2 separate regions of the Homo sapiens genome follow, and region 2 is linked to region 1. A link is a loop called in an ENCODE intact Hi-C map of the cell type or tissue named here. Cell type or tissue: heart right ventricle. All regions are shown on one strand. Links, peaks and the distances in the headings refer to the core of each region. The heading gives the core; the rest is flanking DNA. Region 1 holds the start of CHRM4 (cholinergic receptor muscarinic 4). Region 2 overlaps HARBI1 (harbinger transposase derived 1).

What was found. Peaks named below come from ENCODE experiments on the same cell type or tissue, not always from the same donor. Only the 100,000 strongest peaks of a DNase experiment are listed, where the experiment ranks them.
Region 2: a loop joins it to region 1, with 2.7 times the contacts of the local background. A loop is called at or near these places in 53 of 110 quality-filtered maps.

The regions. Positions count from the first base shown.
Region 1 is chr11:46,383,194-46,398,094 of GRCh38, forward strand. CHRM4 (cholinergic receptor muscarinic 4) reads right to left here and starts at 8,583. Exons shown (of 2, transcript NM_000741.5): 1 at 8,338-8,583; 2 at 596-3,393. The coding sequence starts at 3,364. The coding sequence ends at 1,925. It overlaps MDK (midkine), which reads left to right. Exons shown (of 5, transcript NM_002391.6): 5 at 276-608. The coding sequence ends at 301. It overlaps AMBRA1 (autophagy and beclin 1 regulator 1), which reads right to left. Exons shown (of 18, transcript NM_001387011.1): 18 at 13,221-14,750. The coding sequence ends at 14,257. RefSeq lists silencers at 6,345-6,404, 6,435-6,644, 8,624-8,713, 8,894-8,943 and enhancers at 6,870-7,475, 7,476-8,079, 9,597-10,371. In heart right ventricle, for the core only: CTCF peaks have their summits at 6,370 (motif pointing right), 6,570, 8,878 (motif pointing left) and 9,558; DNase peaks (open chromatin) are centred at 6,378 and 9,528; H3K4me3 peaks cover 2,566 bases; H3K27me3 peaks cover 2,699 bases.
Region 2 is chr11:46,601,187-46,614,907 of GRCh38, forward strand. HARBI1 (harbinger transposase derived 1) reads right to left here. Exons shown (of 3, transcript NM_173811.4): 3 at 1,675-2,723. The coding sequence ends at 2,344. Among named protein-coding and RNA genes, the nearest start is that of HARBI1, 9.2 kb to the right of the region's middle. In heart right ventricle, for the core only: no CTCF peak of the experiment used is centred there; no DNase peak of the experiment used is centred there; H3K27ac peaks cover 830 bases.

The DNA of each region.
Region 1 (14,901 bases), core at 1,652-9,651:
GTGAGGAGGCTGAGGATGCCCAGGGCTGCTGTGACCAGGACTAGGACTGGAAACTTGAAGGTTTTCTGATCCCAAGTGGAAATAGGAAGCTGGGGATGTCCCATGTCCACATCACAATGGCTGCCCCATCCCCTGCTTCCGAGTCAGCTGATTGGAAACCACTAGGGGGCAGAATCTTCTCCTTCCCTGATGCCCGGGTGTTTGTGGAGCCGGCGGTCTGCAATGGGTCAGCCTAACTGCTGATATGGTATTAATATTTCTTTCTTGTTTTACAGCCAAGAAAGGGAAGGGAAAGGACTAGACGCCAAGCCTGGATGCCAAGGAGCCCCTGGTGTCACATGGGGCCTGGCCCACGCCCTCCCTCTCCCAGGCCCGAGATGTGACCCACCAGTGCCTTCTGTCTGCTCGTTAGCTTTAATCAATCATGCCCTGCCTTGTCCCTCTCACTCCCCAGCCCCACCCCTAAGTGCCCAAAGTGGGGAGGGACAAGGGATTCTGGGAAGCTTGAGCCTCCCCCAAAGCAATGTGAGTCCCAGAGCCCGCTTTTGTTCTTCCCCACAATTCCATTACTAAGAAACACATCAAATAAACTGACTTTTTCCCCCCAATAAAAGCTCTTCTTTTTTAATATATAAAAGCCCCTTCCCAAGGAGTTTGCTGTGGAAATGTGTTTGGGAGTGGGAAGGTGGGGAGAAAGACCAGGCTGTAGGGACTGGTGGGTTTCAGGGGGCTTGGTGGTGGGTGCTCTCCAGAGCTCATGGAAAAAGCAGAACAATTACAAACATTTCTTCCAGGGCCCCTGAAAGGGTGCTCCCCATCAAGTCACCTAAGCCTTTCGGTCCTCATCTCCCTCAGGGACCAGGGCTGGGGAAGGGAACCTGGCTGACTCACTGGAACCACCACACCCATCTCAGCCTCACCCAGTCAAAGGTCTTTTGATACAACCCACAGCCAATCAGGAAGGTTCTACCCATGGGGGAGAGCAGATGCGAGGGCTGCGTGCCTACCTCACTGCCCACCTCCCCCCTTCCCACTGTCATGGAAACCCGAGTGAGCCACCAGGTTGACCCCTTTCCTCTTGCCTGTGTGACCCAGGCCTCCACCCTGCAGAAGCCAGGGGGTGAGAGGTTTGAAGAGGGCAGATGGGAATGCCATCCACCACAGCCTCACCCTGACTCGATGTGTGACCTGGGACAGCCTTCTAAGGCCGGGGCTGCAGGGGGCTGTCTTCTGAATACGTGGACCACTCACGGCTCAGCCTGGGATCGCAGAAGGCCAGACCTCAGTTCCTGAGACAGAACCTCTGACCTCCCAGCTGCCCCATCTTAATGTGACAAGGGCAGTGCTGCTGGGGCGGGGGGGACCTGGCCTCCATCATACCCACCCAGAACCTGGCTAAGTAGCTGCAGCCAGAGGAGATTTCTGCCCCTGGAGTGGGATTTGGGGAGAGGGGGCTGAGCCTACATGCGGGGTGCAAGGGGGCAGAAAGCACCGATTACAGCAGAATGGGGGACCCCACCCTTCTACTCCCTTCCCAAGCCTCCTTTTCCAAGCACTGGCCCCTTTGTTCTTCCTGAGGGGGCCCTGGGCTTCGGCCCCCATCCAGATGTCCATTCTTCCAGCACTGCTGATGGTTGGTCACAGTGGGGCAGGTGCCCACCCAGGCCAGTGCCCCGCAGCTCGCTGAAGCAGGGCCACAGAGGTGGGCCAGGCAGCCCCAGTTCAGACACTCCCTGGGGTGAGCCTCCTCAGCCTGAGCAGAGATCTGGTCTCTGAATGCAGCCACAGAGCCTCTTCTGAACTTCCTCCTCAGCAAACGTGAACGCAGAATGGTGCCTGCAACTCTTCCCCACAGCAAGTGAGCCGTGTGGTCCCCCCAGCACACGCACGCAACACCAGCACCTCCTAGGGCACTCCTGCCTGCCTACCTGGCAGTGCCGATGTTCCGATACTGGCACAGCAGCAGGTGCCGGAAGGTCTTTTTAAAGGTGGCGTTGCACAGAGCATAGCAGGCAGGGTTGATGGTGCTGTTGACGTAGCAGAGCCAGTAGCCAATGGACCACACCGTGTCAGGGATGCAGCTCTGGCAGAAGGTGTTCACCAGGACCATGACGTTGTAGGGCGTCCAGGTGAGGATGAAGGCTAGCAGAATGGCAAAGATCGTTCGTGTCACTTTGCGCTCCCGGGCCGCCATCTGCCGCTTCTTGCGCACCTGGTTGCGAGCGATGCTGGCGAACTTGCGGGCCACGTTGGCCGCAGGGCGCATGCCAGCCGGCGTGGCAGGCACAATCTCAATGGCTGTCACACACTCATTGCCTGTCTGCTTCGTCACAATCTGGATCTTGGACCATCTGGAGGCTGGGTTGAGGGCCCGCGGCTGCAGGGGAGGGGCGGGCATGGCGGGCGTGGTGGCCTCTGTGGTGGACAGCTCTGTGGCTGGGCGTTCCTTGGTGTTCTGGGTGGCACTGCCTGAGCTGGACTCATTGGAAGTGTCCTTATCAGCCACGGGGCGCGGTGGCGGTGGCAGCGCTGGCGGGGGGGCCTCCTCCAGCTTGCCATTGCGCAGCTCCTCCCGGGCGGCCTCCCCGGGCGGGGGCTTCTTGACGCTCTGCTTCATTAGTGGGCTCTTGAGGAAGGCCAGCGTCTTGGCTTTCTTCTCCTTCGGGCCCTCGGGCCGGTGCTTGTGGACTCGGCTGCGACTGGCCAGGGAGATGTGGATGTACAGCACCGTCATGATGACCACAGGCAGGTAGAAGGCAGCAATGGCTGTGCCAAAGGTCACTGCTGGGTTGGACAGGAACTGGATGAAGCACTGGTTGTCGGGCACCGTCCGCTTACCCACCACAAACTGCCAGAACAAGATGGCAGGCGCCCAGAGCACGAAGGACAGTACCCAGGCAGCAGCAATCATGAGGCCTGCCATCTTGGTGGTGCGCCGGGCAGGGTAGGTGAGAGGCTTGGTGACGCAGAAGTAGCGGTCAAAGCTGATGATGAGAAGGTTCATGACGGAGGCGTTGCTCACCACGTAGTCCAGGGCCAGCCACAGGTCGCAGACCACGGCGCCCAGGGGCCAGTAGCCCTTGATGATGTACACGGTGTAGAGGTTCATGGAGAAGGCGCCTATGATGAGATCAGCACACGCCAGGCTGAAGAGGAAGTAGTTGTTGACTGTCTGCAGCTGCCTGTTGACCTTGATGGACAGCATCACCAGGATGTTGCCCACGACAGTCACCAGGCTCAGGGAGCCTGTCACTGTGGCAATGAAGACCATTTCCACCGTCTCATAGCGATTGTGGGATGATGACGTGACCAGGCGCACGGACTGATTGCCCGAGCTGCCATTGACAGGTGTGAAGTTGGCCATGTTGGTTGCCAGGGGTGGGTAGGCCGTGTCTGGGGAGGAAGGGGAGAGAAAAGCATGAACTACAGGAGGGAATGGGGGAGTCATCTGGAGGTACACTGGATTCAAGGTGACAGAGGGACATTCTCTGGCAGAATGCCTTGAGAGAACTCTGTCCCGCCATCCCGCATTTGCCCATTCATTCAACATTAATTGAGCACCTACTATGTGGCAAGCATTGCTCAGGGTGCTGTGGCTACAGAAGTGAATAAGACACACATGGCCCCCTGCCTCATGGGGGGAGACATGCAAACACGTGAGCCACAAAAGAAAAAAAAGGCAGGGTGATGAGAGAGTGAGTCAGAAGGCAGGACAGGCATGACTCCTTGCTAGGTGGCCTCACCCACCAGGTCATCTGGGTGATGAGGAGCCAGCCACAGGAGGAGCTGTGGAGAGTGGCCCTGCCAGGGGCAGTAGCCACAGCAAAGGCCTGGAGGCAGCGCAAGGCCTGGACAGAGGCCAGTGCTGGGGGAGCTCAGGGAAGCAAGAGGAGGAGGAGAGTGGTCCCAGAGGCCCACGAGCATGTGGGCTCTGGAGGGAGGTGTTCTGTTCATCCATTTACCCATTCGGTCATTTCTTAACACCTGCTCTCCAACCCCTGTAGAAGACACTGGGACAAAGGCAATAATCGGGGTATGTATGAGCACCTAACACTGATGGTCTACTAAGTGCCAAGCACTTTTGACACTTAAAAAAAGTGTCTATTTATTTATCTATTTATTTGTAGAGACAGGGTCTTGGTATGTTGTCCAGGCTGGTCTAGAACTCTTGAGCTCAAGCCATCCTCTCACCTCCTGAGTAGCTGGGACTCCAGGCGCCATCATGCCTGGCAACATTTTTTATAGTGTTAACTCATTTCATCCTCATAACAAACCTATGAGGTAGATACCATTTTTTCTCTACTACTTACAGATGGGGAAACTGAGGCACGGAGCTGTTAAAAGCCTGACCAAGGTTTCACGGCTTCTTGCACTATGTTGCTGGTGGGATTAAGTGCGGGGTGAGGTGGTGAGAGGAAGGCAGTCCCGTAACTTAAGAGCTCTGGCTGAAGGAGGCCAAAGAGCTCCAGGAGCCAGAAGGCTTTGCAGGGGACCAGAGGCGGTGCATGGAGCTGGGCACCCCAGAGAGGAGGAGAGTCCCTGCAGAAGGGGCTTCAGGAGGTACCTGCAACTGTCACATCCCCTTCAAGGAGTCCTCAGCTCCAGCCACAGGGCATGCAGCTGGGAGGGAGGCAGTGCAGGGGTCACTAGGTTGTCAGAGAACCCTGAGGCCCAACTGGGGACCCGTGAGGTGAAAGAATTGTCCCAGAGGGAAGAGAAGGGCTGCCAGGGCCGCCTCTCCCCTCCACAGTCCACTCCGCACACCGGGCGGCGCCCTAGCTGGAGTCCCCACCACAGGCCCTTCCCTGAGCCTGCCCTCCCTCCCACCAGGCTCCTCTTAGCTCTCCTCCCCCTCTTCCTCTTCCCTCCATGTGAGGGAGGCCCACGCCAGCTCTGAGTGCCAGGGCAGCCGCTCAGCCCAGCCTCCTTCACACCCGCCAACACACACACCGCTCCACAGACGCACGCGGGCCCATCACAGCCACGCCAGCCCAGCAGGCATGGTCGGATACGCAGTTCTGTGCGTCTGTGTGTGAGAGGAAGAGAGGGCGCGGCAGCCGGCTGTGGAGGAAGGAGCACTAACCCGCAGCCTGGGCTCTGGCTCTGTGGCCTGAGACGATCCACTGCCCCTTCCTGCACCTCTTTCTCATTTGCAGAATAGAGAGGATCCTGTCCTGGGACATCCTCCCCAGCAGCTATAGGGATTGGCACCTAAACTTGATCTCTATACATAAACACAAAAATGTACTGCAGGCTGGGGCCAAGGGCCAGGGTAACTGCCCCAAGTCTGACCCCAGCCCTTCTATTCCACCGTCGCAGATACAGACCCAGCCTCCTAGCCTGATAGTTCAAGTTCTCCTGTTCTAAATCCTTGGTTCGTAGGAGGAGAGGCTGAGAGCAAGTGTTGTCACCCCCAAGGTCACACAACGAGTCAAGGGCAAAGACCACATACTGCCCTCTCTTGGGGTCCCTGACAACCCCATTTGGCTCTGAGAGCCTCTGAAATAGAAGCTCAGGTGTCACTCTCTGAGCTGTCCCCTCCAGCACCAGGAGGCTGCCCTCCCCCAATCACTCACGTGGAGGAGGGGACAGGGCAGGCAGGAGTAATCAGTCAGCCAGCCCCAAGGAAACTCACTTCAGCCTCCCAAGGCAGGATACAGGGCAGCAGGATGATAACAAACGGGGCTAGAAGTGCAGAATGTGAAAACATAATAGCTCTTGTTTATTGAGTGTTAACTGCGTGTCAGGAACCCCTCTGAGCTTTTAATATAGATTATCTGGTTTAATCCTTACAACAGCCTGAAAAGGCAGGTATTATTAGTGTCCTCATCTTACAGATGTAAATATCCTCTTATAGATGAGGATAATGTTAATCAACTGGCCCAAAGTCACCAGGTTAGGAAGTACGGGTGGGGGCAGAAGAACCCGGGAAGCTCCTTCTTAAAGTCCAAGGTGCTACTGCTCAGAGTTGACCTCCTGCCTCTGCTCCCCTCGACCCGAAAACCACACAACTGAGGGACTGTCCAGGTGAGGCTTGGGTAGGGTCCCCTCACATTCCTGCTGGCTTCTCGACTTAGCTTTCCCAGAAGACAAGCGATGTCTTGTCTTCTCCCAGATCCTGGCGGCTGGGCTGAGCCGGGACCACTGGATGGCCGGTGATTAAGTCCTGCTCTTGGCCCGCGTGAGGGAGCTGCCAGGTGCTGACAGGGCGAGGCTCAGGGTCTCCCCGACTCCGCCCCGCCCCAGCTGTCGTCGTTTTGGACACCTCGGGGTCACCCGCAGACATTCCGACCCCCTCTGGCGCCTTCCCTGGAATCCAGATACGCCTGGCATCTGGGGAGCGAGCCGCCGCCGCCGGGGCTGTGCGCACCGCTAGATGGCAATGTCGGTCCCTGGTGCCCGCTCCGGACCTAGACCGTGCGGCCGCCGTTGGCCACCGCCCCCAACTCCAATGCGACTGCGAACCCAGAGGAGCCCTCAGGCACAGCCTCCCGGGGAAGTGACGCGGGGTCCCCTCGCCAGGCCCCGTCGGACGCCGCCCCAGAGCTGCCCTCGGCTCCGCGCGGGGTTCTCGGGTGGGAAAGTTGAGGGAGCCCGGATTCCACCCGGCACCCTGCGAGGAACGTGTGGGCGGGAGCGCGAGTGCGAGTTCTGTTTGTGTGTGCCTACGGGGGAGCGCGAGTAGACGCTAGTAGCTGTATGCATGTGCGTGTGTGTGCGCACGGCCACGCCTGGATACCAGTCCGCCCGTGAGAGCGCGTGAGCATGCCGCGCCGTGTGCACACGTGCATGTGCATGCGTGTGCGTGCCTAGGGTGCTGTGGCCGGGAGGATGCACACGGTTCGGGTGCCTCTACACCTGTGGACTTGCATGCACAAGCAAATGCAGGGCCGAGAGTGGGTGACCGGTCACATTCCAAACGCCCCTGCCGGAGACTCAGCCAGACCTTAGCTGTCCGCCTGAGCGCGTAGAGGGTCGGGCCAGGAGCCTGCATCGGGATTGCACCTGGCCTGTGGGTGAAGGGTTGTGCGGGCGAGGAGGCCAGACTACTAGGGGCTGCCTGCGACGGGCCACCTAACTTTGGGACGCCGTCTTAGCCCGGTGCCCAGAGGTGTCCAAGTCCTTAAAGATGTGGCAGAGTCCTAGCCTCTGACTGACATCTGTCGAGGGGCCTCTGCGAGAGTCGCCCAACCTGGCCTTGAGGGACACCAGGCACGCTCAGCTCTAATAACTCCCCTAAGAGGCGTTATTGCCAAAAGCCGCCCATTCTCGCGGCGAGAGGGCATCCGCAGTGCACCCACAAGGCGGAGGCCCGGACAGAGCTCGGGTCAGGCGAGTGCAAGACTCTTGTCCTCCTTCTCTCCTCACCCTGCACCCTACCCCAGAGGCACTGTCTAGCCCCTGTGACCAAAGTGGGGACCCAGTTTCTCACGCTAGGGTCGGGCGGGCCTCGAGGGCCGTGTTTTCCTAGGCCATCTGGAGGCTCCTCCATGTCTCCGCCGTGGTCGAAGGAGCCCTGGCTCTCGGGTGCCCCGCCCTCCCTCCAAGCCCCTAGCACGCAGTTCCTGCAGCCTCTGGGCGTGGGCACTGTGTTTCCCGAGTCCTCGACACCCCTCTTCCCCGGGCGAGACCGGAGGGGGTGCTCCGCACGCCCGTGGGGTGGTTTGGGGTGTAGGTCTTCGGTTCTTGGGCATTCACTCCATGGCTCTGGGAAGGCTGTGGCCCCTGGATCTGTCCCTGGGGCGGGAGAGGAGACTCCAGAGTCCAAGGGAGGGAGAGGCGAAGATTTGGCACCGACATTGTGCCCAACACTTCCGTTGCGGGGCCGGAGGAGGGGGCCTGGAGCTGGAGGACCCCGGCTTGGAGGCTGGGCAGCAAAGGGGGGTAGTACCGGAGCGGGGGAGGGGTGTCGGGGAGGGCAGGGGTGTTTTCCGTCGGGGCTCAAGGTCGTAGATGGAGGACTCCAGGGGCCGGAGTGGGCTGGCAGCGCGGGGGCAAAGGGGTGGAGGGAGAGGGAGGGCGGGGAGACGGCGGGAAAAGGGCTCTTTGGGGCTTCAGCGCCCGGCGCCCTGCTGAGCCGCCAGTGGGAGGGCTGGAGTACAGGGTCCCACCCCCGACGGCTGCCCCTGGCTCCGTGGGGTCTGTGGGCGGGCAATCCCCCGCCCCCGACATCCTGGATGCCCACCCCTTCCCACGGGCGCACCCGGGCGCACCTGGAGAAGCCTCCGAGAGCCCCCGGCCTTGCTTCCAGCGGGGTCCCCCAGCCCCGGCCCACTGCCGCTCCCGGCCCGCGCTCGCCCCGGAGGGGGTCTGGCGCCCTGTCCCAGTCGAACCCACCTCTGGGGAGCCTCAGAGCGTCCCGGGGACCTGCTTCCTGCTCTTCCCGGCGAGCCCCCCGCCCCCGCGCCGCCGCGGAGCCACTTACCCGCCGCCTCTGCCCAGCTCCCCTCGCGCCAGACAGACGGCGGGACGGACGCGCGGCCCCGCGGGCCGGCGGGGCGGGCGGCCGGGCCGAGGGCCGGGGGCGGGGACGGGGTGTCGAGGGGCGGCCCCTGCTCCGCCCGCAGCTCCCGGCGCTGTGGCTCCGACTCGCGCTCACGCTCGCACTTTTCCCCGAGCCGCGTGATGTCACGAGGAAGCAGCCAATCGTGGCGGGGCCGCGCCGCCCGCCCCGGGCCGGTCACCCGGCGGCGACGCGCGGGGGTCAACACCCGAGGCGTCGGAGACCCCGGCGGTCCGCGCCCCTCTCGGGGGCTGGCCGGCAGCTCCCTGCTTGGGCACAGAGGGCGCCGCCCACGGCCAGCGACGCAGGGGAGCAGGGGGCGCTGCCCTCCGGGGGGTGGGGGTGTCCGCGTTGTCATGGGGACGCGGCGCCCCCTCGCGGGCTGGGGAAGGAGCTGGCAGCTGGGTCCGGCCGCGCTCCCGCCTCCGCCCTGACCATACTCCCGGGACCCTGAGCTATTTTCGCGCCTCTCCGGGACCTCAGCGCCCTGCGTGGCCCCGCTGGCGGTTTGGCCGCGAGGCGCGGGAGTCTGACCCCAGCGGGAGGCTGCGGGTGGGTGGGGCGGGCTGCGCCGCCAGGGATCCGTCGGGGTCGAGGGCCGGGAGCTCCAGCCGCGCCGCTGCGTGCCGGCCGGGCCGCCCGCGAGGAGGGGCGCCGTCGGGGCCTGGGGAAGCGCAGGAGCGGGTGGACTGGAGAGGTTCGGCCGGGGAGAGAAGAGCCCACCGCGGACCACTCGCCCGCACCCGCTCGGCTGCCTGCTCAGCGTTCCGGGCCGGGGAAGGGGCGCGCCCCTGCTCTCCCAGCCCTGGGATGGGACGCGCCGCCAGTCCAGGCGCAGCCTGGACCGCCAGTTCACCGCCGCCTGTGAGGGACAGTCGGTTGCCCAAGGTCGCCGGGGCCGGAGCCCGGGACAAGATCCCGGAGAGCGGGCAGCCAATCTCAGAGGTCGCTGGGAACCGCACGGGCCGTAGCCTCAGGACTCCGGGCCTCGCCCAGGCTGGGCGGACCTTGGGGCGGCTTCAGCACCTCGGAGAGCTCCCCGCGCCCTGGCCCAGCAGCCTCGCCTGCCTGATTCCGCTCCAGCGCTTGTCTCCCTCCGAGAGCGCCCTTCCGGGGGACCGCCGGGGTCGGACGCTCCCCACTGCGCCCAGGACCGAGGCCTGTAACCCCAAATTCTGATCGCAAACATTTGATTAAGCTTAAGACGTCTGATTTCTTCTCTCGGGGAAACAACTCAAGACCCTCCCCCGAGGGCCGGAGGTGGTGAGGGCGATTGCGGGGGCGGCGGTGGAGGAGAGGCAGGAGCCTCTTGGCAGAGAATGGGAGGGAACTCGAGTAGAAGCCAGCGCTGCGGGGCTCTTGGTGTGGGGTTCTCCGCGCGGAACCCGGAAGTGGAGTTCGGGTCCCCAGAGCTCGCGAGCGCGACGGCTGGGGTTGGTCGGAATTGGGAACTTCAGGGCTGGGGTTGGTTGGCTAGAGTAGGAAGCCATCTTCTGTTGTTACATGAATGATCGGGTCTCCCAAGACCTCATAACTGGGGGTGAAAGAAGCACTACTCTTCTTGCCCCACTTCACAAATAAGGAAAGTTGGTTCATAAGACCCTAAGACGGCACTCCTGCACTTCTTCCACTTTGCCATATCCTTCCCAGGGCACAGAAGAGTGTGATACTCCTAAGAGGAGGTGGGGGTTGTGGAGGAGGAAGGCAGATAGATCCTTAAAACAGTCAGATGAGAAAACAAGCAAGGCCAAGGGCGGGAGGCTGCATACACAAGACACGCCTCCAGCTACTGACCCCAGCTCTTCCAGAAGCTGGCAGGCAAAGTCACTTTAATTTCTCCACAATCCCTGTTATGAAGGGCTTTTGACCTCTCTCAATCTCCCAACCCCAAGAACCCACGGTGGAACCCTGGAGAGCTGAATTGGGAACAAGGGGACTTGGTGGTTTCTCTGCTCTGCTTTTGATGCCACTAGGTCAGCAGACAAGTAACAGAATTTCTCTGAACCTATTTCCTCATCTCCAAAAGGGACTGCCCCTATCTTTGCCCTGGTGACCCCACAACCTTGTGACGTGTAAGGGGCCTGCAAAGGTTTTACTACCAGAGAGGCTCTGTCATTGGGCAAGGGCTTTCTAAGGAAAGGGGCTGGTGTGGGGACAGAGAGGTGTTGACAAGGGCCTCCAATGGGGGGTGGGGAGGTTGGGGAGGGTGGCTGGCACCATCCAGAGACAGCAGAGACAAGGCCTGGCAGGTCCAAATTTGGACCACCTTGGCCGGATGGTGGCTCACGCCCACAAACCCAGCATTTTGGGAGGCCGAGACAGGCAGATCACTTGAGGTCAGGAGTTTGAGACCAGCCTGGTTAACATGGTGACACCCCATCCCTACTAAAAATACAAACAAAATTAGCTGGGTGTGGTGGCACACACCTGTAATCCCAGTTACTCAGGAGGCTGAGGCAGGAGAATTGCTTAAACCTGGGAGGTGGAGGTTGCAGTGAGCTGAGATTGTGCCATTGCACTCCAGCCTGGGTGACAGAGACTCCATCTCAAAAACAAAACAAAACAAAACAACAAAAAACAAACAAAAAAACCCAAAAAACAAATTTGGACCACTTCATCCCTAGGGACCTCCCCATACCCTTTTCCCCAAAGCAACAGAACAAGTCAGGGTTCCATTGTTTCTCCTACACCTTGTCTTCCTTCTGTAGAAATGACTGGCTGAAGTGTGCACTCTGGAATCATACACTACTTGGTTCAAACTCTGGCTCTGCCAGTTAATTGTGTGCTCTGGGGGTAACAGCAGTAATGACCTCAGAGAGTTTTTGTGAGGATTGACAGAGAGAACGCACATTGACTCCTGGCCTGTGGTTTACATTAAACAAATTAGCAGGACCCACTATCAGACCAAGGAATTCTTCCTCCAACGGGTGGTGGGGAGAGGATGTGGGGCAGTGGGCTCCCTTCTCCTTCCATCCTTCAATGCTTAGCTCAAATCCACTTTTTTTTTTTTTTAAAGAGATAGCATCAGCCGGGCACGGTGGCTCATGCCTGTAAACCCAGCACTTTGGGAGGCCAAGGCAGGCAGATCACCTGAGGTCGGGAGATCGAAACCAGCCTGACCAACACGGAGAAACCCCATCTCTACTAAAAATACAAAATTAGCCAGGCGTGGTGGCTCATGCCTGTAATCCCAGCTACTAGGGAGGCTGAGGCAGGAGAATCGCTTGAACCTGGGAGATGGAGGTTGCGGTGAACCGAGATGGCACCATTGCACTCCAGTCTGGGCAACAAGAACGAAACTCCGTCTCAAAAAAAAAAAAAAAAAAAAAGAGAGAGAGAGATACGGTCTCACTTTGTTGCCCAGGCTGGACTTGGACTCCTGGGCTCAAGTGATCCTCCTGCCTCAGCCTCCCAAGTACTTAGGGACTACAGGTGTCTAAATCCCACCTCTGAAAGGAAGCCTGCCCTAGCCACTTGTGTGCTCTCTGGGCTTCAGTGATTCCAAAGTACAGAACTAGAAGTAACTTTGAGGTTGTGTAGTACAAGCCCTGCATCCTAACAAGGGAAAGTGAAGCCCAGAAAAGGCAAATGGCTTGCCCAAAGTCACACAGCTAAGTGATGTGTCTTTCAGTCCAGAGTCCACTAATACAGAATTTTCTAGAAAATAAGAGTCTTCCTAACTCTGGCCATGGTTTTTTATTTCTTGCTTGCCAACTTATCTTTTGGTTTTGTCTCTGTTGGAGCAGAACCTGGAATTCTGAGTGCCCCATGGCATCAGGGACAGATTTGGGCACACACACACACACTCAAAAGTACGTGCTGCTGGCAAAAAGCCCTGGAATTGCTTGGATTTTCCATTAGAGCTCTTGAAGAGTTGGGGCAAATATCCTTTTCCCACTTGAGACGGAGTCTCACTCTGTTGCCCAGGCTGGAGTGCAGTGGCGTGATCTTGACTCACCGCAACCTCTGCCTCCAGGGTTCAAGCCTCCCCAGTAGCTAGGATTACAGGTGCGAGCCACCACGCCTGGCTAATTTTTTTGTATTTTTAGCAGAGACAGGGTTTCACCATGTTGGCCAGGCTGGTCTCAAACTCCTGACCTCAAGTGATCCGCCTGTCTCGGTCTCCCAAAGTGCTGGGATTACAGGCGTGAGCCACCACGCCTGGCCAGCTGGAAGCTTTCAAGCAGCCAAAGCCCACGAATAGAGCAGGCCTTTCGGCCACTGTAGGGAAGACACAGTCAAGGGAGACCTGAGCAGCTAGCAACTGGCACCTTGCCTGCAGATAGGACCAAGCCCCTCCACCTGCCTAGCAGGCTGGACACCTGCTGTGCGTGCTTTCCCAGGACTGGAGGGGATCCAGGTTTCTGGCCAGTTACATCACTTCAGGCCTGTAGTCCTGGGTGGGAAGCTATTAGGATGAATAGCCTTCTGTCGTTCCTTCCTACATACTCACCCTGGCACTGGAAGGTGGCCCCAGTCTGTAGCAGGCCCTGGGGAAGCAGGAAGTGGTGGCGTACAGAGAAGTGGTATGAAGCAGAGGTGGCAGCCCTCACCTGACCAGCTCTGGCGAAGGGGTCAGAGGGGTCCACTGCACCCCACTAGGAGAGCACCAGAAACAGTGCCGGGAGAACCTGGGCCTGGCCCAGTTCAATGCCCCTCACTTCCCAATCCCCACCCCTCCCCCATCCTCCTTGGAAATAAGAGAGAGGAGCCTGGCGAGGGGCATGTCATCATTTTAATGATGTGATCTTTGGTGTTTCCCTCATTAGCTGTAGACTATCCCCTCTCCTCCCACCACAATGTTTCTATGATGAGTTACAAACAGAAAGGAAATCACATTTTCATACTAAAAACAAAATGATCAGAGCCTTGATTTCTCCACTAGAAACTACACGTACAGTTAAGAGTCCACATGCAACACCTTAAATCACAGACTGAGACCTCACATTCTGACCTGGAGTCTCCTCCCCTTCCCCAGCCTTGGGCTAGCTTTGGCCTAGGCTCAGGTAATACTGACACCCACAGGCGCTGCTCTGAGGGCCTTGCGGGGAGAAGACTGGTGGACAAGCCCTGGGGGCTGGCCAGCCTACACCCCCCACTCCTGAGTGAGGACCTGCCCACTGTCCCTTGACCCCATCCTGTATCAGGCAAGCAGGCGCCCCCTTACCCCACAGTAGTCCCCCATTAGTAAATGCCGAAGTCCCTGTCCTCAAGAATCTGGGAGCCTGGCCCGATCCCTGTTGGTTTCAGTGGGGTAAGACGACGAAGAGAGGCTGAAGCTCTGGAAGGCTCAGAGTTGGAGGTGGTGTCTGGGTTCCTGGTGGCTCTGCCCACCCAACAGGTGGACAGGGCAAAGCTGCCTCGCGGGCCTCTGTCCAGGATGATTGGCCCAGATCTGGAAGACTGTTCACTCTCTGGAGGCTCTCTGTCCAGGGCTGAGTCCCCTGAGCCCATGTTACTAGGAGAAAGTGGGGTGCCTGGCAGAGATACCCACTTGTTCCTCTATTCACATTAAGCCCACAGTGTGGCTCTCCCGGGCTCCAGATCCTGGAAGGTTCTAGTTCCCCGAGGCAGGCCTTGCCCATTTGACTGTCTTGTGCCCACTGACTGATCTTCCTCTCCACCCTGACCCTCTTCCTCCTCCTGTTCCCTGATGCAGCCAGCAGCTCTTCCACATGTCCAGTTCCCAGTCAGCTGTGAGGTCCGGTTTCTGCTTGGCGGTTCGAGGGGAGGCACCAGTGCAACGTTTGTCTCTACCTGTTCCGTGGTTCTCCCCTAGGGCCTGCAGCGTCCCCCCTGCTGCTGCCACCATCCAGAAGGTGGTTGTTATTGGTCAACTCGCAGTGGAGGGTTGGTCCCTCAGCGCTGGGAAGGGAAACAGGAATGGGGACAGGGGAGGAAGAGGGCAGGGTTGGCTGGGTTGGCTCCCGCCCAGGGGTACCAGGCTGGTCCCAGGAAGCTGTCCGGGGGCTTAGGCCTCGCTCTGCCAGTTGCCCGGCCTCTGGGAGCAGTCCCCGAGAGGTGGAGGGCTGGGGTGAGGAGGTGTGGGCGGCACCAGGTTCAGTGCCCGTCTGAGAGCTGCGGTGAATGCGGTGGCTGACGATGATGTTGTTGCCGAAGCCGCCCATGGAGGCCATGGTGGTGCTCTGCTCCCGCTGCACCACGGCTGTCATGCCGCCCTCCGCCATCAGCCTCTGGATCCTGCTGAGCGCATCTTCTCCACTGGCACCATACTCTGAACCCTCACCTGGCAGATACAAAGCAGAAGAGAGAGCGAATTGGCTGCTGGCCTGGGCCTCTGAGGCAGGTGGGCAGCCACCGGTAGCAGCTGGGGGATTCTTGACTAAACGCAGGATAGAGAAAGACTCGCTCCATCACTGTGAAAACCAATCCGAGTC
Region 2 (13,721 bases), core at 1-8,000, 220 kb after region 1:
TTCTGCCAAATGGACCCACTCTTTATAGAGCAGGATAATGATGGTGAATAGCATTTGGAGTAGAAATAAAACAGCAGATAATAATCCATAATTGTTTTTAATCTTGAGGATGAGTCACCCTCAATTTATTTCCAAATTTCTTCTGTCATCAGCTGTTCATTTCTTTACTTTGAAAATCACCAGATTAACACTGCCAAAGGCAAGAGGTAGGAAATGATCCAAGAGGACAAGTCAGAGGTATCACATGGTGAGTGGCTGAGAAACTGGAACAAGACAACCCTCAGGAAAGTCTCTTTTTTGTCCCAGCAAAGGCACCAATGTGTGAACCTAATTCACACTTTCATTATTCTAATCAGGTTATTTTTATATCAGTGTAATTTTAGAACAAGACTTGCTAGGGGATTATTTATTTCTTAGGAAATTCTGTCCATCACTCTGCATATCCAAGGTCTAGCACCAGAATTCATTTCAAGCCAAGAAATTATATTCCTATTACCTCTCCTTTGTAATACTTTCACATGCCTTCTTTATTCCCTGAATCTTCCTTTTGTACAACGAATTTCAAAACAGAATGACCAGACTTTCTAACATCACAATTATAAGAAATGTGATCTAGTTGAATGTGAGGTGTCTGAACCTGGGTGAATCTGCATTGCTCATCAATCTCTCTCAGTCCTTAGAACGCCTGTAAAGCATAAGCTTGCTATTTTATCTATATTCGAATTGCCTTTTTTAAGCTGATTGGGTTCTCAAACCCATTTAGCCTCTAACTCCGAGTCAGGGTTGGAAATAGGAAACTGGAGTCCAGATGTTCTCCCTAGGATCTAGGTCCAAGTCACAGTCCAATTATTGCAGACAGGCTAAAGATGGAGGTTTCTGACTGTCTTTAACATCCTCTTAAAAGCACAAAGCTGCAAACTGAGATTAGTAGCCATTTACTAATGTCAGAAGATCATTCCCCAACTGAAATTCTCTCTTCACATTTGCCTCAGATTATGCCTATATAGGCAGCAAAGTAGAAAAACTAAAATACCACCCAAATAATCCAGAACAAGTAAATATTGTTTTCTTTCTTTTTTTTTTTTGAGACAGAGTCTCGCTCGGTTGCCCAGGCTGGAGTGCGATGGCACAATCTCGGCTCGCTGCAACCTCTGCTTCCTGTGTTCAAGTGATTCTCCTGCCTCAGCCTCCTGAGTAGCTGGGATTACAGGCGCGTGCCACCACGCCCGGATAATTTTTGTATTTTTTAGTAGAGACGGGGTTTCACCATGTTGCTCAGGCTTGGTCAGGCTGGTGTCGAACTCCCGACCTCAGGTGATCTGCCCACCTCGGCCTCCCAACGTGCTGGGATTATGGGATTATAGGCGTAAGCCACCACACCCGGCCTATGTAAATACTGTTTTCATCTGAAATCTGCAGATAATTGAAACCAAAAAAGTGTTTTGACTATATGCTGTTTTCCCCTTTACTATGAGTTTTTTTTTTGTTTGTTTGTTTGTTTTTTTGGAGAAAGCCTTGCTCTGTCACTCAGGCTGGAGTGCAGTGGCATGATCTTGGCTCAGTGCAACCTCCGACTCCCAGGTTCAAGCGATTCTCCTGCCTCAGCATCCCGAGTAGCTGGGATTTCAGGCATGTACCACCACGCCCGGCTAATTTTTTTTTTTTTTTTTTTTTGAGACGGAGTTTCGCTCTTCTTGCCTAGGCTGGAGTGCAATGGCACGATCTCGGCTCACCACAACCTCCGCCTCCCTGGTTCAAGTGATTCTCCTGCCTCAGCCTACCGAGTAGCTGGGATTACAGGCACCTGTCACCACGCCCAGCTAATTTTTTTGTATTTTTAGTAGAGACAGGGTCTTGCCATGTTGCCCAGGCTGGTCTTAACTCCTGAACTCAGGTGATCCGCCCGCCTCGGCCTCCCAAAGTGCTGGGATTACAGGCGTGAGCCACCGCACCCGGCCGCTAATTTTTGTATTTTTAGTAGAGACGGGGTTTCACCATGTTGGCCAGGCTGGTCTTGTCTTGAACTCCTGACCTTTACTATGACTTTGTAGGCACAGTCATAAATGTTTGCAACCACTGAGCTTTCAAATTAGTGGTACTCAACCTAGAGTTCACTGGATAGTAGGGAGCCGCTGTCTTGGTTTCAGTTTAATTAATGCATATGCAAATGAATCAAGATATTCTGGCATAGCCCCAACCTTACCAAAACACACATATTAAATGTCAGTTTATGACAAGTATCTGTATACTCAGTCATGCTAGATGATGGAACTGTGTAAAAGGTGATGAGGAGGAAAGTCTGTCACAACTCCTGGGAAGTATCCCTCCTCTCCACCTTCTACATTAGCTAAAATGAGTGAGCATTAGCTCCTGACGAATACGGTCAGCCTCTAAGTCCAGGGACTCCATGTGCTCATACTCCTCTTCCGGGGGCTGTTCCATGGGTCCTGTCATTGGAGAGGACCAAACATCCATCCCATGCTCCAGGGAGATGTTGTGGAGGACACAACAGGCCAAGATGATATGGCTGGATTTCTCTGGTGAGTACTGCAGTGCCCCCTTGGATCCATCCAGGCAGCGGAATCGGGAGCAGAGGGTTCGGAAAGTCTTCTCAATCACACTGTGAGTTGCAGAATGGGCCATGTTATAGCGATATTCTGCTGGAGTTTCAGGAATGTGAAGTGGGGTCATGAGCCAGGTTCGAAGAAAGAAGGAACTGTCACCTGTGGGGAAGGCCCAAATAAATCATAAATGACTATAAGTGGAATAGAAACAGGAAGTGAAATTCAGAAAACATATACTGACAATGGACAAGAAAATACAACAGCCTCTGGCGCCAAAGCACACTAGAAAAACCAAGCGGAAAATGCTATGGTAAAAAGAAATCATGCCAATGCCAGGAGCAGAAAGACACGAGTTCTGGCTGAGAATGTCGTTGGTAAAAATCGACACATAAAAACGCTGGCACCTAAAGGAAGCCAAATATGAAAGAATGTAGGAAGGAGGTGAAGGCACTGGAGGAAATAAAATTCCTGCATTTGGCCGGGCATGGTGACTCACGCCTGTAATGACAGCACTTTGGGAGGCTGAGGCGGGTGGATCACCAACTGAGGCCCGGAGTTCAAGACCAGCCTGACCAACGTGGGAGGCGGAGATTGCAGTGAGCCAAGATCACGCCATTGCACTCCAACCTGGGCGACAAGCGCGAAACTCCATCTCAAATAAAATAAAATTCCTGCATTTTCCTAATTCAGAGATATTGTTATTAATAAAAGGCTTAATAAAACCAAATAAAATCAAATAGCATGCCAATCTTCAAAATCTCTACAGAGCAAGAATGAAACAGGAAAAAAGAGAATTCTGCCAAGAGATCCCAAAACACTTGTGAGGGGAAGTCTTAACTTTACCCTCAAAATTTCAAGTCTAAAAGCACTACCAAGGGATTTCAGGGGATTTCATGGACTACAGTAATTTATTCTCCCAGTGCTAAGAAGAATAAGATAAAAGTCCGAGCACTTATGGCAGAGATCAGAACTCAGGTGTTCTGCCTTCCTATATATCACAATTACTAGAACCATGCCTTTGTAAGAGGAAGAATTTCACATGAACAAAGAGAGCATACATATAATCATGCAAATAGTAATAGTTGGTGATAAGGAAATGAATTCAGAAGTCAATTAAAAAAATACACACAAGGCATTCTCCTTAAGTGACTTCTTTATCAAATGATCCCAGGAAGTGCTAACAAAACAACAACAACAAAAAACTGGGGTGCAATGCCCTGATCCAACAGCACAATGTTAGTATAATGCTTTCTTGTCCTGACTCACTGTCACTACATCTGGCAGATGAGATGTCCCGCACAGAGGCAAAACCTCTTAGAAATTTGAGAGACAAATAGGCCCTGGAGTACCAGTTTGCATACCACTGTGTTCCTGCCCCACCATCAATTTCAGTAAATAGTTCTGGACTGTTCAGACAGTGGTAGGCACTGTTCCCAACATACAGGGCTCATTTCTTTTAGGCGCTTACATTTATTTTTTTGGAGACAGAGTTTTGCTCTGTCACCCAGGCTGGAATGCAGTGGAGTGATAACAGTTCGCTGCAGCCTCAACCTTCCAGCCTCCTACCTCAGCCTCCCGAATATCTGGGACCACAGGCATGCGCCACCATGCCTGGCAAAATTTTTAATGTTTTCTAGAGAGGAGGTTTCACTATGTTACCCAGGCTGGTCTCTTAAGTCCCGTGCCCAAACAATCCACCCACCTCGACCTCCCAAAGCCCTGGAATTACAGCGCCGAGCAGGAGCTTACATTTCTGGATTAACTGTAAATATCTAAGAAGTCTCACAAAATTTTCAAATTTACTATTTAGCTGACTTTTCCCCTCCCAGGTATAACCTTTTTTTTTTTTTTTTTTTTTTTGACAGTCTGCTCTGTTGCCCAGGCTGGAGTGCAGTGGTGCAATCTCAGCTCACTGCAACCTCCACCTCCCAGGTTTAAGCAATTCTCCTGTCTCAGCCTCCTGAGTAGCTGGGACTACAGGCACACGCCACCACGCCCGGCTAATTTTTTGTGTTTTTAGTAGAGACGGGGTTTCACCATGTTGGCCAGGCTGGTCACGATCTCCTGACTTCATGATCCACCCACCTCGGCCTCCCAAAGGGCTGGGATTCCAGGCATGAGCCACCGCACCCAGTTTTTTGTTTGTTTGTTTGTTTTTTTGAGAGTCTCACTCTGCCCAGGCTGAAGTGCAGTAGCATGATCTCGGCTCACTGCAACCTCCGCCTCACAGTTTCAAGCAATTCTCCTGCCTCACCTTACCAAGTAGCTGGGATTACAGGCACCTGCCACCACGCCCAGCTAATTTTTGTATTTTTAGTAGAGATGGGGTTTCACCATGCTGGCCAGGCTGGTCTCAAACTCCTGACCTCATGCGATCCACCCCCTTCGGCTTCCCAAAGTGCTGGGATTACAGGCGTGAGACACCACGCCCGGCCATAACCTTTTCTTTTTATTGAACATAACCCTACTAAATAATGAATTTAAGAAACTGATGCTATAAATAATAATGAAAAATAATATCCATGACTCATTGAACACCTACTATGTAGCATGTACTGTGCTGGTACTTTTTTTTTTTTTGAGACGGAGCCTCACTCTGTCGCCCAGGCTGGAGTGCAGTGGTGCAATCTCGGCTCACTGCAACCTCTGCCTCCCGGGTTGAAGCTATTCTCCTACCTCAGTCTCCTGAGTAGCTGGGACTACAGGCATGTACCACCATGACTGGCTAATTTTGGTATTTTTAGTAGAGATGGGGATTTCACCATGTTGGCCAGGCTGGTCTCAAACTCCCAACCTCAGATGATCCGCTCCCTTTGGCCTCCCAAAGTGCTGGGATTACAATCGTGAGCCACCATGCCTGGCCTAACTTTATTTTCAATATTTATTTACTTTACTTTAGTTTTGTTTTTTGAGACAGAGTCTCACTCTGTTGCCCACGCTGAAGTGCAGTGGTATGATCATAGCTCACTGCAACCTCAAACTCCTGAGCTCAAGCAATCCTCCCAACACACCCTCCTGAGTAGCTGGGATTACAGGCACATGCCACAACACCCAGCTAATTTTTAAACTTTTTGTAGAGACAGGGTCTTGTTATGTTGCTAGGCTGACCCTGAACTCCTGGCCTCAAGCATTCCTCCCGCTTCAGGAGGAACTCCCACCTGCTTCACCTCCCAAGGTGCTGACATTACAGGTGTGACCACCACACCCAGCTGGTACTTTTTAAAGATTATCAGGCTGGGCACGGTGGCTCACACCTGTAATCCCAGCACTTTGAGAGGCTAAGGCAGGCGGATCACCTGAGGTCAGGAGTTTGAGACCAGTCTGGTCAACACAGCAAAACCCCATCTCTACTAAAAATACAAAAATTAGCCAGGCATGGTGGTGCGTGCCTGTAGCCCCAGCTACAGGAGGCTGAGGTAGAAAACTGTTTGAACCTGGGAGGTAGAGGATGCAGTGAGCCGAGATCACGCCACTGCACTCCAGCCAAGGCGACAGGGTGAGACTGTCTCAAAAAAAAAAAAAAAAAAAAGATTATCTCTTATTATGCAATCCCAACTCTGCTAGGTTAGATATTGAACTTATTTTTCAAATGAGAAGATCAAAGTATATGTTCGTCATCCTTTGATATGTTAGGCAAAGGAAAGACCTAGTCACTAAATGCTAATTTCAGACTCAGAATACTAAAACAAGAGCATAATAAAACAAGAATATAATGCTGTAAAAGAGAATAAAATAAGTAAGATGAATACTGAAAACTGGAGATGCTAAATGATCCTTGTTAAAGTTTCTCTAAGAAATGGTATGAGTCTTAAATGGAGGAGATATACAGGAAAAGCTAAAGGAGACCTTTTGTAAAATTGCTCTACCCTCACTAAATGGTTATAAACCAAGCACTACTGGAAAACAGACACTCAAGAGGGGATTAGGATCAGAATTGCTAAACAGATTACAATTGCTTATATGATCAGTCATCCACAAGACATTTTGGCAGATCTTACCCAAAGCTGCTTAATAGGACTAGGCCAAGAGCTAAAGAAATAAGAACTGAGGCTGAATTGTTTGCAGGAATAGGTATATTTAGAGGGGAATTTAGATAATGCATTCTGAAGGGACAGATGAGAATGAGGACAGGAATGGATAATATCGTAGGAAAAATAATGCAAAAAAAAAAAAAAAAAAGGCCAGAGGCTCACAGCTAGTTCTAGGTTTGACAAATCTAGAACTGTTCCTCAAACCTAAGGGTTGTTTCTTAAAATACAATTAGGCGGCCAGGTGCAGGGCTTCATGCCTGTAATCCCAGCACTTTGGGAGGCCACAGTGGGTGGATCACCTGAGGTTGGGAGTTTGAGACCAGCCTGACCAACGTGGTGAAGCCCCGTCTCTACTAAAATACAAAAATTAGCTGGGCATGGTGGCAGGCACCTGTAATTTCAGCTACTCAGGAGGCTGAGGCAGGAGAATTGCTTGAACCCAGGAGGCACAGGTTGCAGTGAGCTGAGATCGCCCCATTGCACCACAGCCTGGGCAACAAGAGCGAAACTCCATCTCAAACAACAACAACAACAACAACAACAAAAATACAATTAGCCATCTATTCTCTCTTTTAACATCTTGTCATTCCTTATAATCCTGCCAATCTTCCCATAATTACTCCCACTGTCCACACAACCTTTAGAGACTAGTGTTTTCCAAATCTGTCTATTCATATGAATGATTTAGGGTATCTCTCTGTTGCCCAGACTGGAGTGCAATAGCACGATCGTAGCTCACTGCAGCCTTGAACTCCTAGGCTCAAGTGATCCTCCCAGGTCAGCCTCCTGAGTAAGCTGGGACTACAGGCACACGCCACCATGCCTGGCAATTAAAAAAAAAATTTTTTTTTTTTTTTGGAGATACAGTCTCCAGCCCAGTCTGGAGTACAGTCACAGAATCTTGGTTCACTACAACCTCCGCCTCCTGGGTTCAAGCAATTCTCCTGCCTCAGCCACTCGAGTAGCTGGGATTACAGGCATGCGCCACCAGGCCCGGCTAATTTTGTATTTTTAGTAGAGACAGGGTTTCACCATGTTGGCCAGGCTAATCTTGAACTCCTGACCTCAGGTGATCTGCCTGCCTCGGCCTCCCAAAGTGCTGGGATTACAGGCTTGAGCCACCGCACCTGACAAATTTTTTTTTTCTTTTTTTTTTTTTGAGGCAAAGTCTCGCTCTTGTCCCCCAGGCTAGAGTGCAATGGCGTGATCTCAGCTCACTGCAACCTCCGCCTCCCAGGTTCAAGCGATTCTCCTGCCTCAGCCTCCCGAGTAGCTGGGATTACAGGCGCCTGCCACCACACCTGGCTAATTTTTATATTTTTAGAAGAGATGGGATTTCACCATCTTGGCCAGGCTGGTCTCAAACTTCTGACCTCAGGTGATGTGCCCGCCTTGGCCTCCAAAAGTGCTGGGATTTAGCACCTGGCTAAAATTAGCACCAGGCTAATTTTTGTATTTTTAGTAGAGATGGGGTTTCACCATCTTGGCCAGGCTTGTCTTGAACCTCTGACCTCGTTATCCACCTGCCTTGGCCTCCCAAAGTGCTGGGATCACAGGCGTGAGCCACTTTTCTTTTTTTTTTTAAGATGGAGTCTCACTCTGTCATCCAGGTTGGAATGCAGTGGCAGGATCTCCGCCCACTGCAACCTCCACCTACCAGGATCAAGCAATTCTCCTGCATCAGCCTCCTGAGTAGCTGGAATCACAGGCTCACGCCACCGTGCCTGGGTAATTTTTGTATATTTAGTAGAGACAGGGTTTCAGCATGTTGACCAGCTGGTCTGGAAGTCCTGACCTCAAGTGATCCACAGACGTGAGCCACCACGCCCGGCCTGAGGAAATCAGTTTCCACATCTTCAACTTCCACAGGTATATTCCAAGATTTCTTCATGCCTCACACCAAAACTAGCTTTAATAAACACTTGCTGACCAGGCACAGTGGCTCATACCTGTAATCCCAGCACTTTGGGAGGCTGAGGTGGACTGGCTGAGCTCAGGAGTTTGAGACCTGCCTGGGCAACACAGTGAGACCCAGACTCTACAAAAAAAAAAATAAATAAATAAAAGAATTTTTTTTTTTTTTTTTTTTGAGAGTAAGTCTCACTCTGTTGCCCAGGCTAGAGTGCAATGGTGCAATCTCGGCTCACTGCAACCTCCACCTCCCAGGTTCAAGTGATTCTCCTGCCTCAGCCTCCTGAATAGCTAGGACTACAAGTGCCCACCACCATGCCTGGGTAATTTTTGTATTTTTTGTAGAGATGAGGTTTCACCATGTTGGCCAGGCTGGTCTCAAACTCCTGACCTCAGGTGATCCACCCGCTTTGGCCTCCCAAAGTGCTGGGATTACAGGCATGAGTCACAGCGCCCAGCCAAAAAATTTAAAACAAAATTAGCCAGGCATGATGGCAGGCACCTATGGTCCCAACTACTCGGTAGACTGATGTGGGAGGATCAATTGAGCCCAGGAGGTCAAGGCTTCAATAAGTTGTGATCATGCCAGTGCACTCCAGCGTGGGTGACAGAGTGAGACCCTGTTTCAAAAATACATGTGTGTGTATGTATATAATATATATATATATATATAAAATAATAAAAAGGCCAGGCGCGGTGGGCTCACGCCTGTAATCCCAGCACTTTGGGAGGCCAAGGCGGGCGGATCAAGAGGTCAGGAGATGGAGGCCATCCTGGCTAACACAGTGAAACCCCATCTCTACTAAAAATACAAAAAATTAGCTGGGCGTGGTGGCGGGCGCCTATAGTCCCAGCTACTCCGGAGGCTGAGGCAGGAGAGTGCTGTGAACCCGGGAGGCGGAGCTTGCAGTGAGCCGAGATCGCACCACTGCACTCCAGCTGGGCGACAGAGCGAGACTCCGTCTCAAAAAATAAATAAATAAATAAACATTCGTTAAATGTTGCTACAGTATCCATTTTTCCCACTCCTACTCTTTCTGTAGAGAGGGGCATCAGAAAAGTTATTTATCAGAATTTTTACTAATTTTCAACTATTTACTATAAACAATGTAAAAAACTACTTTAAAGCCATAATTCCAACTGAATCTTGGATCCCAAGGTGGGAAGAAAAAGAAGTCCTTACCAGGAATATTTGCCAAATAAAGTAATTCGTCCTATGATCTGATTTAAACACTGAAACACAAGCGACTTAAATGTTATGTGCCTCAGTCTCCTCTTTTGTAAAAATGTTAATATTATTATTATTTAACTCTTTTTTTTTTTTTTTTTTTTTGAGACAGAGTCTTGCTCTGTCTCCCAGGCTGGAGTGCAGTGGCGTGATCTCGGCTCACTGCAAACTCCACCTCCCGGGTTCACGCCATTCTCCTGCCTCAGCCTCCGGAGTAGCTGGGACTACAGGCGCCTGCCACCACGCCTGGCTTATGTTTTGTATTTTTAGTAGAGATGAGGTTTCACTGTGTTAGCCAGGATGGTCTGGATCTCCTGACCTCGTGATCCGCCCACCTCGGCCTCCCAAAGTGCTGGGATTACAGGCGTGAGCCACCGTGCCCGGCTATTATTTAACTCTTAAAGAGTTTTTATAAGCATTAAGTGATATAATTGATGCAAAATGCTTACAATATTGCCTGTCAAATTTTAAGGGCTAAGTTTTAGCTGGCTTAATAGTTAGGGAACCGGGCAGGGTGCAGTAGCTCATGCCTGTAATTCCAGCAATTTGGGAGTACAAGGTGGGCTAACTGCTTGAGCCTAGGGGTTCGAGACCAGCCTGGGCAGCATGACAAAACGCCAGCTTTACCAAAAATACAAAAATTAGCCCAGCATGGTGGTGTGCATCTGTAGTCCCAGCTACTCGGTAGGCTGAGGTAGGAGGATCAATTGAGCCCAGGAGGTCAAGGCTGCAGTGAGTCATAATCACACCACTGCACTCCAGCCTGGGTGACAGAGTGAGACCCCGTGACAAAAAAAAAAAAAAGGTGGGGGGAACCAAAGTGAAGAGATTCATAAGAAATCAGCTTGGAACCCAAGTACTCCCACAGCTACAGAAGAAATGGCCAGATGAAACAATTGCAAAATCTACTTTCCCACACTTCTTGGTGTGAGTTGTATGAAAATAAAATTTGAAAGCTCAAAATAGGCAAAAGGTGTGTTTAAGATAAAGGTCCAGTAGAGTAGCAAGAAGGTGGTGCACTAAAAATAGTACGGAGAAGCAACAATCAAGAAACTCAGTAAGCTCCAGGATATTACACGTGGTACCCTGGCAGCTCTACACCCATCAGTGTAGTCTTTGCCCACTTGGAACACAGGAGGTTTCTCTTTAAAGTGCTAGTAAACATGTTAAAGAGAAGTATTTCCTGAGCATCAACTCACAACAAGCACTGTGCAATGAGCATGTGCAGTGCAGATATGATTAGTGGTAGTGATTAGCTGGGTGTGGTGGTGTATGTCTGTGATACCAGCTACTGGTATTATGAGCCTGGGCTGAGGCCAGAGGATTGCTTGAGACCAGCCTGGGCAACATAACAAGACCCAATCTCAAAAAAACAAAAGTTAGAGAAGTCTTCTAATCCTTAACGTAGCTTTCATCTCTTATATGTTGTATACAAGATAACCCTTGTCCTGATGCTCATATAAAAGTAGCACATTAAAAAAAAAACAAACCCAAAAAACAAAAAACTAAGCTGCTGGATTCAAGGGTTTTATCACTGCTAACTGCACTCCTCAGAGCTGTACAGTCACCTTGGTTCACACTGCTGAATGTTGAATAGATTCTTGTTCTACTCATAACAGTAAGCCAGTCTTTCCAATGGAACTCGGGCAGATCTGTGAAGTGAGTTGCTACAATAAGAATTGTGTACATGCATTGTCTACTATCATTTTTATGCAGATATCACAGTGACAATCAACAATGCAAAAATAATTTTTTTTTTTTTTTTTTGAGACAGAGTTTCGTTCTTGTTGCCCAGGCTGGAGTGCAATGGTGCGATCTCGACTCACTGCAACCTCTGCCTCCCGGGTTCAAGCAATTCGCCTGCCTCAGCCTCCCAAGTAGCTGAGATTATAGGTGCCTGCCACCACGCCCAGCTAATTTTTTGTATTTTTAGTAGATAAGGGGTTTCACCACGTTGGCCAGGCTGGTCTTGAACTCCTGACATCAGGTGATCCGCTTGCCTTGGCCTCCAAAAGTGCTGGGATTATAGGCATGAGCCACCACACCCGGATTTTTTTTTTTTTTTTTTTTTTTTTTTGAGATGGAGTCTTGCTCCATCGCCCAGGCTGGAGTGCAGTAGTGTGATCTCAGCTCACTGCAACCTCTGCCTCCCAGGCTCAAGCAATTCTCCTGCCTCAGCTTCCCAAGTAGATGGGACTACAGGCATGCGCCACCATGTCCAGCTAAATTTTGTGTTTTTAGTAGAGAAGGGGTTTGACCATGTCGGCCAGGCTGGTTTTGAACTCCAACTCTTGACCTCAGGTGATCCACCGCCTTGGTCTCCTGAAGTGCTGAGATTATAGGCGTGAGCCACCACAACTGGCCACATTTGAATATCTATACAATACTTCATAGGTAACTTTCATATATATTACCTAATCCCCACAATAGATATTACTGTGGTTGGTGTCAGATTAATCATTTTACAGATGATTAGCAGAGCCAGATAAAAATTAAGGCTCAATTGTATGGATGTACAATACTTAAACAATTCTGGACAGTCCTGATAAGTATGTTGGCTTTTTTTTTTTTTTTTTTTTTGAGACAGAGTCTCCCTCTGTTGCCCAGGCTGGAGTGCAGTGGCACGATCTTGGCTCACTGCAACCTCCACCTCCCAGGTTCAATCGATTCTCCTACCTCAGCCTCCCAAGTAGCTGGGATTATAGGCGCGCACCACCATGCCCTGATAATTTTTGTATTTTCAGTAGAGGCGGGGTTTCACTATGTTGGACAGGCTGGTCTTGAACGCCTGACCTCAGGTGATACACCCTCCATGGCCTCACACAGTGCTGGGATTACAGTCGTGAGCTACCGCACCCAGCAGTATTTTGGCTTTATTTCAGGGGATTGTTTCATTTATTTGTTTGCTTATTTATATTATTATTACTTTTCTGAGAGACATTGTCTCGCTTTGTTGCCCAGGCTAATCTCGAGCTCCTGGATTCAAGTGACCCTCTCACCTTGACTTCCCAAAGTGCTGGGATTACGGGCAGGAGCCACCGCACCCAGACAGGATTGTTTTTATAAGGTTGTTTTTGTTGCTGCAGCTATTGTTTGCAATAAAAATTCTTGTATGCAATTTTGTTTTGCATATGTATAAATATATACCTGTAAGATAAATTCTTAGGAGTAGAAGAGCTGGGTGAAATAACATAAAATACATTTATTAATATATATATATATATAGGCTGGGCATGGTGGCTCACGCCTGTAATCCCAGCACTTTGGGAGGCTGAGATGGGCAGATCAACTGAGGTTGGGAGTTCGAGAGCAGCCTGACCAACATGGTGAAACCCCGTCTCTACTAAAAATACAAAATTAGCTGGGCATAGTGGCGCATGCCTATAATCCCAGCTACTCAGGAGGCTGAGGCAGAATTGCTTGAACCTGGGAGGCGGAGGTTGCAGTGAGCCAAGATCGCACCATTGCACTCCAGCCTGGGCAAAAAGAGCAAAACTCTGTCTCAATAATAATAATAATAATAATTTTTTTTTACGTTGGTGTGGTGGCTTACAGCCATATTCCCAGAGCTTTGGGAGGCTCAGATGGGAGGATAGCTTGAGGCCAGGAGCTCAAGACTAGTCTGGTCAACATAGTGAGACTCTGCCTCTACACAAAATAAAAAAAATAAAAATAAAATAAGAAAAAAAAGTTTAATTGTTTTGGAGACAGGGTCTTGCTATCTTGCTCAGGCTGGTCTCAAGGTCCAGGCTCAAGTGATCCTCTTGCCTTAGCCTCCCAGATAGTTGGAATTACAATTACCAGTTGTACTAGTACGTGCCACTGTGCTGGCTCTAACAGTATGCTTTAAAGTTTTAATAATGTCTATTAAATGTTGATTTTTTAAAAATTAAGGCTAAGAAAATTCTCACCTGAGGTCTCATAAAAAACTGACAGGACTGAGACTCAGCTCTACAGACTGCCATATCTCATTCTACTCCACTACAT